Regions from separate parts of the Mus musculus genome. Here region 1 is linked to region 2. A link is a contact called in ENCODE Hi-C or POLR2A ChIA-PET data. All regions are on one chromosome and are shown on one strand. The core of a region is the stretch at or near the end of the contact, and the rest is flanking DNA. Distances in the headings are between cores, read along the strand shown.

Region 1 (6,651 bases), core at 2,534-5,033, 69 kb before region 2:
CCTCAGCAGTTGCAAACTAGAAATGCCCAAATGCCCATCGGGGTAGACTGGACATTACATCACACAATTTCTACATGAGGGAAAATGTGCGCTAGACAAGAAAATGTTGAGCAGGTTATAGTTCTGTTCATGAGTCTGGAAGGAAAACCAGCAGTGGGATACAGCCATGAGCCATAGAAGCAATGTGCATGCGCACAAGCACACATATACACCCACACACACCACACACACTATATAAGTCCAACTATAAAAAGTTAAAAACCTAGCATGTTGTGTAGAATGTTGTGTAGAGATACACAGACGGGTAAGAAGCCACCTGAGAAAAAAAAAAAAAAAGAAAAATGTACACCCATGGGAGGCTTAAGCAAGAGTCCAGCCTGAGCCTAGAGTTCAAGGATAACCTAGGCAGCATAGTGAGAGTGTCTCAAAGCAGCAAGTAGACAAACAAACATATAATTACTGAGGGCTGGTGGTGTAGCTTGGTGGCTGAGTCCTTGCCTGGTAAGACCAAGGCCCTGGATTCCACCCCAACACAATAAAATGAAGTGAAATGCAATGCAATAAAATAAAATGGTCAGGGGCTCATTTGGACTCATTTACAAAACAAAAATCGTGGTCTTGTTATGTAGCCCAGGCTGGCCCGGAACTGGCAGTCCTGCTTCAGTCCTTCAAATGACGGGGTCACTGGTTAAACCACAGAACTTGCTTCTGCCTCTTATTTTTGACATTGCACGTATGTGCCTGCTTATGTGCACATTTTTACCGTGGAAGGGAAGAGCAGTGTGTGGTCCTCCTCTGCCCCCCTATTTTCTGTCCCCAGTCGGCAGAGGAGGGGCCAAGGTTCCTCTCTGAGTGGGTCAGAGGAAGATTGGGAGTGAGGGCCTCCCTCTGCAGCTGGGCCCTGGCTACTCCCGGGTGGGAAGGGATGGGGAGAGCAGGGTCAGGCGAAGCCGGCTGGCTCCGCTGTTTGTGCCAACTCTGGATTAGGCCAGGGCTCCGGCCCACCTGTTGTTTCCCTCATCCAGCATGAACTTAGCTACTGAGTACCTATTGCAAGCACTGGCCCTGCTGCAGGTTCAGAGAACTGGGAGGGTTTTGTTGTTACTGTAGGTTTTTGTTTGTTTGCTTGCTTGTTTTGTTCTGTCTCACCACAATGCCTTGGCTGGCCCCAAACATGAAATCCTCCTGCCTCGACCTCCTGAATGCTGGGACTATGGACACATGCCATCGATGGTATCTGGCAGGAAATGATTTTTGACCTCTAAAATCTAACAGTATTATAAGGTGACCATAGAACAAATAACCAATGTTGTCAGCAACACATGGGCCAGGCATCACATGACGCTGCTGCTGATGTTCCCACATAGACAAGTGCAATCCCAGAGCTAGCCCTCAAGTTTACAGCCTAAAGGCAGAGAAATGGGTACATCAGATAATAAAACCCACTGTGCAGGATGGGGTGCAGGATGGGGGGCTGCCTCCGGCTGAGTGCTCTAGTTAATCTAACAGCAACCAGCATCCAAGAAATACTTGGGAGAAATGAGGCTAGCCTCTCTCCCTGAGAGTGGGCAGGCGTACTCGAACTGCCGAGCAGTTCTAGAATTCTAGAACAGCAGAAGCTGTGGCCTGGAGCTGTCCCTTGTTGGAGGAAACAGGTGGCAGGCATGAAGAAGAGAATGCCCACCTTGCCCTTGAACGTGTCGTGCGCCCTTGGATGTTCATGTGCCAAGGTGGGAGGAAGGGGAGTGGGCTGTGGGTGAGGTGGGGAGAGAGGAGAAGAAAGGCTGGAGAGTTCTTCTGGAGGGAGCCTGCAGTGAGGCTTTAGGGGAGGGCACAGCACAGAGCTGGAAGGACTTCCTGGATGGAGAAACCAGCTGGGGCAAAGGCCCAGGCCAGAGTAAGGCAGGGAAGACTGCGTACAACCACAGCTGCTGTGCTCAGCAGCGGAGAGGGGAGTTGCAGAAAGAGTCAAGATAGACCCAAATTGTGTTTGCTTTGCTAATCCTTAGGTCCCCCTCCCCCAAGACAAGGTCTCCAGAGCCCTGTGTGACCTGGAGCTCTCTCTAGACTAAGCTAGCCTTCGAATTCACAGAGACCTGCCTACCTTGCTTCCCAAGTGCTGAGGTTAAAGGCACGCAGCACCATGCTTCCTTATTAACACTGGGTCTAGTGTGTTGCTCAGGTAGCCTCAAGTTCCTGGCCCCAAGTGATCCTCCTGCTTCAGTCTCCAAAGCATCTGGGACAAAGGAGCTCTACTGAGATGTTAGGTCTTTATTTGGGGGGCACTTTCCCAGTCCTTTTACTTAGGTAGCCCAGGCTTGCCTTGAACTGGATATATAGCTCAGGCTGGCCTCAACGTCACTGTAATCCTTTCCTTCAGGCTCCTGAGTGCTTGGGTATACAAGATGCCTACTATGCCCAGTGTAACCTTTGTATTGACCTTAAATGTGCTGGGATGCATGGTTGGCTCCATCAGAGGAGGCTCCATTGTTCTCTCTGGCTCAGGGTGGAGGTGCAGTTCAGCGACCTGGACTGGAAGAAGGGAGGCAAGTTGGATTGGTGTGGAGAAGTCGAATTCTGAATGGCTCTTGGTTAGAGGAAGTAGGTAGAGCACAGTAGGGGAGAGCCCCCACCTTGCATAGTGTGGCTCTGAGTTCCTCCACTGTGGAGTGGAATATAGGCAGAAGAAGAGGCTGGTATGTGCTCCTGCCCTGTCCCCCCCCACACCCCCCATCTATCTGGGGGCTTGTCTAAATGCCTGTTGGATAGTGAAAAAAATATGAGCATATAACAAGATTGTCATAAATGACAATTATGCACATTAAAACAGTATCCTTAGGAGGACCTACAATCGAACCAATCAATCAATAGAGCACTTAGAAGCATGAATAGCCAAAAAGGAACTCCTTACAGATTCAAAAGAAGTTTTGTCCTGGGGGAATGGTACAGGGGGAAGGAGGGGACAGGCTTTCCTCTTCAATAAACTTTTAAAAACTTACATTGTTTTGGAGGGTGGGGAGACGGCTCCCCCGGGTTAGGGGCATTTGTTCATTGAGAGGCCCTTGAATGGGTTTCCCCGCTGCCCACAAGGCAACTCATAACATCGTTCTAGGGAATCCAGCTCCTCTTCTGGTCTCTGCGGGTATCAGACTAACAAGCAGAACACATATACACACGCAAGAAAAATACTCATACACATAAAATAAGTTTTGGAAAAAAAATTACAGTTTTTTAAACTCTGACCATAATTTTTAAAAGAATACCACACTCATCTTTGCTGTTTATGGTCTCCCTGTTTTTGTTTGGCCTTCTTGTATGAGATGGTGGTGATAGTGGATAGTGATCTTTCAATGTTCTCATTTAGTAAAATACAAATTCTGGGGAAATTTCAGTCTTGGAAACCGTGCATCCAGAGCACGAGTGGGAAACTGGAGCGTCCAGAAAGTCACCGCGCCTGCGAGTCCGCGGATGGCCGGTAGGGGTCAGGCGAGCTCCACGCAGCGCTGACTGAGCGGGTCCCGGGAGTCCTCGCTGCAATCGGCCGCCCGCAGAGCTTTAAGGCAGGAGTCTTAAGAAGTGAGAGCACTTTAGATCCGCCATAAGCAGATAACCGATGGCCATGCGGATTCCAGCCCCCACCAGGGCACGCTGTGTGCTAGACGCTCTCTCCACTCTGTGTGCTGTTGCTTTACTCCGGCTCGGGCCCCACCCAGCCTCCCGGGCGTCAGAGCGTGGCTGGCTCACCCGTCGTTCCTAGGTTTGAGCAACTCACCCAGCAGGGCTTTGCATCCTTAAGCAATCTTGCCTTGAGCACTCAGTTGGTTGCAAAGGTCAGGGAAGGAGTGGATGTGTGAAGTGAAGCAATATTACAAGGGACTACCACTGGGATGTGGGGCTAAGACTCTGGTCCCTGGGGAGAAACTCTCTCCAGGCCCAAGTTGGATTATCAGCGGGGTGGGTGGGGGTTGGGAACCAAAACCAAACCAACTCAACCAAACAAAAACCCCCATATAGCTGCCTTAGCCCAGTGTCACTCCCTAGGGAGCCCAGGTGTTTGTCACTAGATTCTGATAAGGCACAAGACCTGGCTACACTTAACACTTCTCATTAGCAGCGTCCCACCCCCACTATTCCCATCCACTTTTCAGACATAGTTTTTATTTTGTCTTTTATTTAAAAACATTTCTTGTGTGTCACATTAAAAAAAAATTCAGAAAAACAATCACATTCTTCCTTTCAGTTGCTATAGCTGGATACAAACAGATTGGGTAATTATAGCTCATGGTTCCAGAGGCTGACTATCAAAAGCATGGCGCTCCCAACTCCAGTGTTCTTCTCTTGCCTGATAACATGGTAGGAGACCTGACACGACAGAGCAGGCACACTAGTTTAAGATTCCCTTTTATAAAGCCACTAAAGTCATTACTACCTAAACCATTAACAAATGGCTGGGACTGAGGTTTTTAACAGGTGAACTTCTGGGGCACACTCTCGTTGGTAGGGTTCCTATGGCATGACTGGGTGACATGTTGCCTTCTGATAACTTATGGAGGTCAGAGGGCAACTCTCCATCCCCCATATGGGTTCTTGGACTCCAACCCAGGTTGTCTGGCTTGGTGACAATCTTGCAGGCGTGCAGGTCCTCTGCCTCATTTTGATCATCTTCTGTGGGTTGTTCCAGGGATCTTCCTCAGCTGGTCAGTGTATCTACTGCATTCATGAACCCCCTCTTAAGATGGGACGGGTGTGGGGTTGCTAAGGTGCTGACTCCACCTGTCTCAGACCTCAGCACTCCACCTAGGCTAAGACTGTTGGGCTGGGAGCCAGGAAAAACAGTCTTTATTTTTGGGAACTCACATGAATGTGGTAATCCACGGCCTGGGCGCTATTTGTGACGGCCCAAGGTTGGGAGGCCCAAGGTTGGGATGTCCCTGTTGCTAGCCCATTAGGATCCTAGCTCCAATTCTGACCTTGAAAAAGTCAAGTATTAAAAGAACAAAACAACCTTGCAGAGTTTGAGCTGGGTGTGGTGGTTGCACGTGCCTTTAATCTCAGAACTAGGGAGGCAGAGGAGGATCTTTGAGTCCAAGGCCAGCCTGGGCTATATAGCTAGACAAATGAAACAAAACTCAGATATGCCAGCTGTGGTGGTTCATGTATATAATTTTGGCAGTCAGGAGGCAGAGGCAGGAGGATTCTGAGTTACAGTTAGACTCTGAATCAAAAGCAACCCCCCCCCAAAAAAAAAACTCTCAAAATCCTCCAGAAACTTAAGACTCTCCTCCTGTCTTCCCACACTTGACACCCCCCCCCCATTTTCTCCCCCTTTCCTTTAAGAAAAAGCACAGGGTGTTGCCTGTAATCCCAGCACTCAAGAGATAGGGGCAGATCTACTGTTCAGGGTCTTAGTTCAAAGCTAGTCTCGGCTACAGGGAGACTAAAATAAAACCATGGAGAAGTTGGTAGGGCAAGGAGCTGACTCAGTGGTGCAGTGCCTGCCTAGCACAGCCTAGGTACAATTTCACACACAACAAGAAGAAAAGTCACCAGGAGATCTGGGTCTGAGACTTCCTATTCTGGCCTCCTATCCCATTCCCAAAGGGCAAACTGAAGGGCAGGCCGCTTCAAGGACATTCTCTGGATGCAGACAGGACCATAGCAAGTGGCTTGTTTCTCCTGCAGAACACGGCTTTGGGCGCAGAAGGGTTTACCTTGCAGTATATTTAATACAAAATGGCAACAGACATTGTGCAGTTGTAATAAAATTAGCCACAGGGTGTCTAGAGAAATATACAGAGGCAACAAGGCTGGAGGGGAGCCAGGCAACCTGGGCTGGGCCACAGGACCTGTGTCTGCTGGCCAGTCAGCTGCAGAAGGTCACATGAGCAGGCCCAGTGCTAGCCTGTGACAGAGTGATGCAGACAGACTCAGGTACACGAGGGAGCCGATCTTCTGTGTTGTCTTGCCTGGACTGTGGACTCTGTCCTTCCTGGGTCTGCCATAGGCATTCTGGAGCTGTCTAGCTCTTGGAGAAACAGTTAAGAAGGAGATGGCTTTTGCCTTTTCCTCAAGAAATGAGACCACAAGTATCTGACAACTGAAAGGGGTAATGCCTCTGTTACCCTTGAACAGAAAGGGCACCCTGCCAGAGGCTTGCCCAAGAAAAGGAGTCGGGTACCTGTCAGATGCTACCTGGAGGGTCAGGTCATCACATTCAGATGTAGAAAGCAATGGCACAGACACTGCCACCCTCCCCCCAAACCCCCCAAAAAGCCAAAGTCATTTTAGCAGTCATTTTAGGCTTTCCTGCCCGGAACGGCTGGAGAATCCGACTTCACACGGGGCAGAGGGCTGACAGAGAAGGGCAGCTGAGCAGCAGAGCTTCCTTAGACAGGTCAGAGGGCTGCCACATCTCTGCTTCCAAAGAAAGGCCTCTCGGTGCTGGGACCAGGGGGCGATGGGCCGCAGAGGGCTAGCGGAAGTCTGCATTGAAAGCTCGGCCAATGACCAACCGCCTCACTTCACTGGTCCCAGCTCCGATCTCATACAGTTTGGCATCTCGTAGAAAGCGGCCCATGGGGAAGTCATTGATGTAGCCATTTCCACCTGTGAAGCAGATGTGGGAAGAGAGAGGACAGAACTGAAGGCAGG
Region 2 (6,211 bases), core at 3,603-6,102:
TCTCTGCCGCTTTCACCTGCCTATGGAAGCAGAATCAAAGCTCATCAGAGAACCACAGTAGTTGGTGCTACAAATAAGGTGCAAATAAGGGCTTGGCTTCTTTGCTGTTTTGGGACAGGGTTGGAAATTCCAATCCTCCTGCCTCAGCCTCTTCAGTTCTGGGAGTGCAGGTGCATGCTATCACACCTAACTTAAGATAGTTGAGTTTCTGAGGAAAAAAACCAAAGAGTACACCCCAGTAACTAGCGAAGGCTGAGAGCTGAGCATGCGTGCTGGTTTCACCCCAACAACCGACAGACCTGAGCTTGCTTTGGATATTATGACTATCTCATGTCAACCACATTCACCTGGAAGAGGGTCACTGCCTAGAGTCACATGTACATGCTAGGTCCTGAGGCTGGACCCCGCTCAGGCTCAGGCCTATGAATAAGGCTTACAGTCGGCCTCACCTTTTAGGCTATGACTGTTTGATCAGATTATTTTATGTGGATGGGTGTTTTTCCTATGTGTGATATATATATACACACACACATATATATCTCACATCAAATGTGTGTGTGCCTGGACCCAAAAGAGGTCAGAAGAGGACACTGGATCTCTTGGAGCTAGGTTAGAGATGGATTTCAATTACCATGCAGGTGCTAGGAACAGAACCAGGGTCCTCTCCAAGTCAGAACTGCTAAACCATCTCTTCAGTCTCTATTAAAACATTTCTGGTGCTCAGCAATTTCTAGAAAAATCAGTATCTCTCCCTGTCCCTCCACCTGTCTGCTGGACAGTCCACCCAGGCCCTTGAACACACAGGGCAAGCTCTCGGGCTCTCTGGCAAGCTGCTATAACCAGATGCCAGCGATCTACTCTCACCCATTCTCTCGTCTCGATTTGGTGACTTTTGTAACATCAGGCTCTGGCCCTCCTGGATGAAGATGTCTAAGCAAATCCGCTTCTTTGGATTTAACAGGTAGTTTAGAAGTAGCTCGAGTTTGTGTATCTGAAAGGGAAAATAGGAGTGAAGCCACAGCACGACCCACCAGCCTTCTTGCTGTGCCACACAGAGCCCCACTCTGAGCTACCATAAGCCCTCATTTTCATACTGTCCAATCTAAGATAGGAATAGAGGTTGTTTCCAAAGAAAGTCTCTACACCGACTTGCTTCAAAAAATGGAGAGACAGTTCTTGACTCTGCCTCCAAATGCTGGGGTTTGTAGGTGTATTGTTTATGAAACAAAATCACCAATGTTTGATTTACCTATGGGGACTCAGGAGCCAGTCGCTGTGGTGAAAGCCTGCTAGCTCAGAGAGGCAGAGAAAGCGCCCAGCTGGTGACCCAGAGGGAAAAGCGCCTTCTCCTTCTCCACACGGTCTTCAATCCCCTTGACTCGCAGACCCTCCTCTCTCTTCCCTGCCTTTTCTTAACTTCACTCCCTGTCAACTGGTGGCTGCTTTGCTTCTTCCCCTGTCACTGACTTCACTTAACTCTTCTTTACAGAAAGCTCTTGGGTTAAATGTGTGTGCTAGGGCTGAGCCACACCACAAGAAACAGGTTTTTCCAGGTCACACTCTCAGGGGTCACAATGTGAGCAAATATCTCGCAACAAGGCATGCACCAACACACAAAATTCATCGCTCCGAGTGCCTGATGAGACCCCAAGCTTGACAGGCTACAGTTACGTGACAATGGAGGCAGAAGGAAAAGTCCAGCTGGAACTGCCCCTCAAGGCTCCCAAATCCTTTCTCCCCAGACAGCTTCTAGCTGTTTCCTCTTAAGTGTTACCCACTTTCACCAAAATGTCCTCACAACCACTTTGAGACATCTTCATGTTCCGGTGGCTAGGTATATGTCCAGACTTCAGGAATCAGCCACAGGCAGAATAAAAGGAACTTGTCAACTCTGGTCTGTTTCACTGCCCTGGACATATAAACTCTTTCCTCTCCTCTTCCCTACGCCAGGCTCTTGCCCTTCCAGTTCTTGTCCTTTATTGACCCCTTGTTAAGAGATTCCTACTTGGCCCTCTTGCTGATCTCCTGACTGGGCCAGACCAGGTAACCCTTCCCACCCCCTATCCTGACGCCCACACACACGGTGTAACACACACATGCCATAGCACCTATCAGACCCCAACCCCTAGGCTGTTCTCTTTCCAGCTCAGAAGGTTCTAGATTATACGGACTCCACTTTCTTCACTGTAAATGGCTCCTTTAAACTGGATGTAGGTTAAAAGGCATAATAATTAAATAATTACTAAGTTGAAGAAATGAGGTATAGTGCTGAATCATACTGTAGAGCACTTTGTATTTAATAAAAAGTTTATTCAAATAAGTTGCTGCACATTAATTTGGAGTAAATATAGTTCCTCAACTCATTTTGCTTATAGGTACAATTTACAGGACATTAGAAATTTAGTTTCAATATTCCTAACACTATGCAATTATTAAATGGGTTCTTCCGAGGTATCTGTTAGAAGAAGTAACTTTGTAGTATTATCTTGTCAACTCAAGTAGTAGTAAGTTAAATACAGTAATATATCTAGTCCATGTAATTAGAGTTCATAATAAATTAAAAACTAATTCATTAACTGCAACCAGCTTCAACAATCTGTATCTGCGGAACCCTGAGGACTATGCTGTAGGGAAGAGCCATCAGTAGAACTTATGATGGTCTCCTAAGAAGAGAGATGCTAAGGAGAATTAGATGGCTGGTGTAAAAGAAGAAAGTTTGTCAAGCTTGTTTATTCAAGCCCCTCTTCCGAGGGTCTTGCTGTATAACCTGCAGCTCACTACATTGACCAAGCAGGCCTGGAGCACACGTGCATCCCCTTCCCTGGATATCTAGAGCAATCGCTAGGATGACTGACTGACAGGTGTGTACCACACCCACCTTCATTTCCTAGCTGTTTTCCCTTTGTAGGTGGAGACAACCTAAAAACTTCACAGCTAGCTATTGCACTACACATGACCATGAAGCTGGGGTGGGATTGCAAACAGAGATGAAAACTTTAGTTTGGTGAGGAAGGCTGTCACTGCCAGCTATCCAGGGCACTGTGAGGAAGGTGTGTGTGTGTGTGTGTGTGTGTGTTGGGGGGGGGGGGGCGGGCGGGGTGGAGAAGCAGCAGCAGAAGGCTGCAGAGTCCTGCCTCCACTCCTTAAGCAATGCTTCTGCTAATGGCACTAGGATGTCTTGAGATACCCAGGGCAAAGAGAATAAACCTTTAAGCCTGGTGGAAAAGCCTGTTTTACTTCACTTCTGAGGCCAAGCCTGCCTGCCGCTGTTCTCCGATCCGCTGCGCGGAATCATCTGGAAAGGGACGGTAAAAGGATGCTCCTAAGCCCTCCTAACAGCCGCCCAACGCCAGGACCATCTTCTGTGCTATAATCGCCACGTGAGGCAGTACAATCACTACAGACCTCACCTGATGACTGTCAACCACAAGAAAAGCAGCACAGACCAAGACAGAAAAGCAGCTACAAATTGTTTTCAGCCTCTCTCTCCTCTCAAGGTTCTCAGTAACTCTGTCTGGGCCGGGCTCATCTCTCTCATTCCACTCAACATATATTGATGGTCTGCTCGGGAGAGCCACTGTGCACCTGCTAATGTGAACAAGGAACCCTGGAGTTTTCTCCCCAATCTTAAGACAACCAATCTTTACCTGGAAATAAAAAGGATAACTGCATTAAAAGCAATTTCTAGGGTTAAAGAGATGACTCAGAGGTTAAAAGGGAAAATTACTCTTCCAGAGGACTGGAGTTTGGTTCCCTGCACCAATATAAGGTGGCTCACAACCGCCTGTAACTCCAGGTCTAGGGGATCAAGGCTCTGACTCTCGATGGGCACCTAAGCTCATATGCACAAGCCCCCCCTGCACCACATGCACACAATTAAAAAAAAAAAGGGGTTCTAGAGAGGCAAGTGTGGTGGCAGTGGGCCTGTAATTTCAGCATTTCGGAGCGGAAGTGGGAATGTTGCTGAAAGCTAACGTTACACAGGGCTACAGAGTGAAACCTAGCTTTTAAAAAAGGCGGGCGGGAGGGAAGGGCTGGAGCGGGGGGGAGAAAAAAAAAGGAAAAAAGGGAGGCCAAGCACTGAGCATGGTGACACAAGCCTTTAAGCACTCAGGAGGCAGAGGCAGGATCTCTGTGTGCCCCAAGCTAGCCTGGGCTGCATAGCGCTGCATAACCTTGGTAATCGCAAAAGGGGGCTGGGTCAGAAATAGGAACAGGGACTCTCTTACACAGCCTAGTTGGGGTGAGGAGCAGGAGGATGTCAGAGCTAACCGGACGCCGCCCCGACATACAGATTTCGTCCTTCTTAGTCCTAGCATATAGACTACAGACCCCCCGGCTGGTGGAGGTGTGGACACCCACCTGCGGGCAAGCCGCAGCTCGGCATCGAGTGAGGCTGCGCATCGCACACCGTCTTAGCACTGGCCATCGTAGCCGGGTGGCTTGGCTGGACCCTGAAAGTGCAAGACGGATATTAGCAGCGCCAGAGCCCCGCCACGCCAGCCCGCCCGTCCTTCCACCCGCACACATCCCGCAGAGCTTAACCCCGGTGCCGGCTGCTCCCATCCGCCGTTCTCTCCGCTCCCTTTCAAATAATGCTCCGCAGCAACTGCCCAGTCCTCGTTAGAGTCTGCCGCCGCGCTTTCAAAAGGAAACTTCCGGGAGCTGGGAGGGAAGGGGCGCGGCTCCGAGTCTGTAGGCGGCCCTGTTGTACGGAAGGCTGTCTCTTGTGCCTCGGCCTCGGGAGCCGCCATGCTGTACGGAAGGTTCGAGCAGAGTTGCTCCAGCCTGCTGGTCGAGGCTGGGCCAGGGACTCACTGGGCTGGCTTGAATGGAGCTATTGAGCCAAGCTGTCACATTCCAGCCAGAAGGCAGACACGTGAACTCGCCTAGCGTCAAGTCACAATCCTCTTTATTTGGTCTTTGATTGCTAAGGATCCTGCCAGGAATACAGGTGGCCTGAATAGAAACTACCAGGTGAAGAGCAGGAGAGCCTACTTGAAGGACACCAGTGGGCTGAAATAGCTAATGTGCTTAAAAACCCGCATGCAGATTTAATTACAAATTAAAGTTACTCATACAAAACAAGGCAGATTTTCAGTCGTCACGTTGAAAACACAAATACAAAAGGAGCAGCAGCCTGGTGCTGGACATTTAAGAGGGTGATGGGGTAAGGGGAGTATATAGAAGGGCTGACTTTAGCTCTGCCCTCTTGGAGCTTATAATCCAGAAAACACACTAAACAGACAACTGCAAACACACATTTACCATCCATGGGAAGATAATGAAGGGAAAACAAAGATGCTATAAGAGAGAAAAGCAAAGAACCAGTATAAATCGGAAAGACTGAGGTCCTAGTGGTCCACAGTGGTGATTCTAGCACTCAGGAGGCTGCCACGGGAGAATTGCCCTGTCTTTAAGGTTAGCCTAGGCTACATTCCAGGCCAGTAGGAGCTACAGAACAGCAAAACCTTATTTAAATAATAAGATTTAGGTGTGTTTGATTCAGGAAAGATAAGGAGTTGTTAATCTCAGGAACAATGAGAAGTGTTAAGTTTTAAGGTAGAAATGGATCTCCCCCCCCCCATGGTGACAATTTTGGCATTTTGATTTCTTTTATGAAAATGTGGTTTTGTTTTAATCCCTGGTGTGGGATATGGGGCTGCTTCAGACAGTTCACAGCAACTGACTATGATGTGCCTTGTGCTCTATCAGAGTGCGATGGTGTTATGTTTGGACTTTGGGAACTTTTTAGAGGGTATATAAATGCTAGGGCCCTGAGAAATGGTGTGGGTTGTTGGTTGCTTGCTGTTGGTTATGGTTGGTCACACTTTGTTAAGTAGTCATGTGCAAAGAAGAAAGAACAAGAAGAAATTACATACCCTGACAGTGAAGATCAAACTTGCCCCCAAGGAACTCAATGCCCCTAAGCAGCAGGAAGTGGTCTAAAGATAATGTCCTTTCTCCTCTTTCTTTTATTCTCTCCTATCTAGTGTTAGGGGGTTGAAAGGGTGGAGAGGGTGAAAGAACCCACACAGTAACCAATGACAGTTAACTTGCTCTCTCTCTCTCCCGTCCCCCTTTCTCTATCCTATCTTCTCTCTCCTCTCTCCTTTTTCTCTCTCCTTTCTCTATCCTATCCTCTGCCTCTTCTCCCCTCTCTCCTTTTTCTCTCTCCTTTCTCTATCCTATCCTCTGCCTCTTCTCCCCT

What was found. Hi-C counts contacts between places; a loop is a spot of excess contacts on that map. ChIA-PET counts read pairs that join two places held with the same protein, here RNA polymerase II (POLR2A).
Region 1: a loop to region 2 is called in a map of heart, with 2.5 times the contacts of the local background. The contact joins the enhancer-like site here to the promoter of Knstrn in region 2. A Hi-C loop is called at or near these places in 3 of 37 maps with a recorded cell type or tissue (all heart). POLR2A ChIA-PET finds 5 or more read pairs at or near these places in 2 of 5 experiments (both embryonic stem cell).

Annotation. Positions count from the first base shown.
Region 1 is chr2:118,880,408-118,887,058 of GRCm38, reverse strand. It overlaps Ivd (isovaleryl coenzyme A dehydrogenase), which reads right to left. Exons shown (of 12, transcript NM_019826.4): 12 at 4,150-6,606. The coding sequence ends at 6,473. Among named protein-coding and RNA genes, the nearest start is that of Gm32798, 4.0 kb to the left of the region's middle. Within about 2 kb of position 3,783, at least 1 of the 3 ENCODE cell types and tissues checked has a DNase peak (open chromatin) inside an H3K27ac peak, as active enhancers do; it is heart, where a contact is called at or near this core.
Region 2 is chr2:118,812,644-118,818,854 of GRCm38, reverse strand. Knstrn (kinetochore-localized astrin/SPAG5 binding) reads right to left here and starts at 4,852. Exons shown (of 9, transcript NM_026412.3): 1 at 4,546-4,852; 2 at 4,363-4,454; 3 at 865-991; 4 at 1-20. The coding sequence starts at 4,754.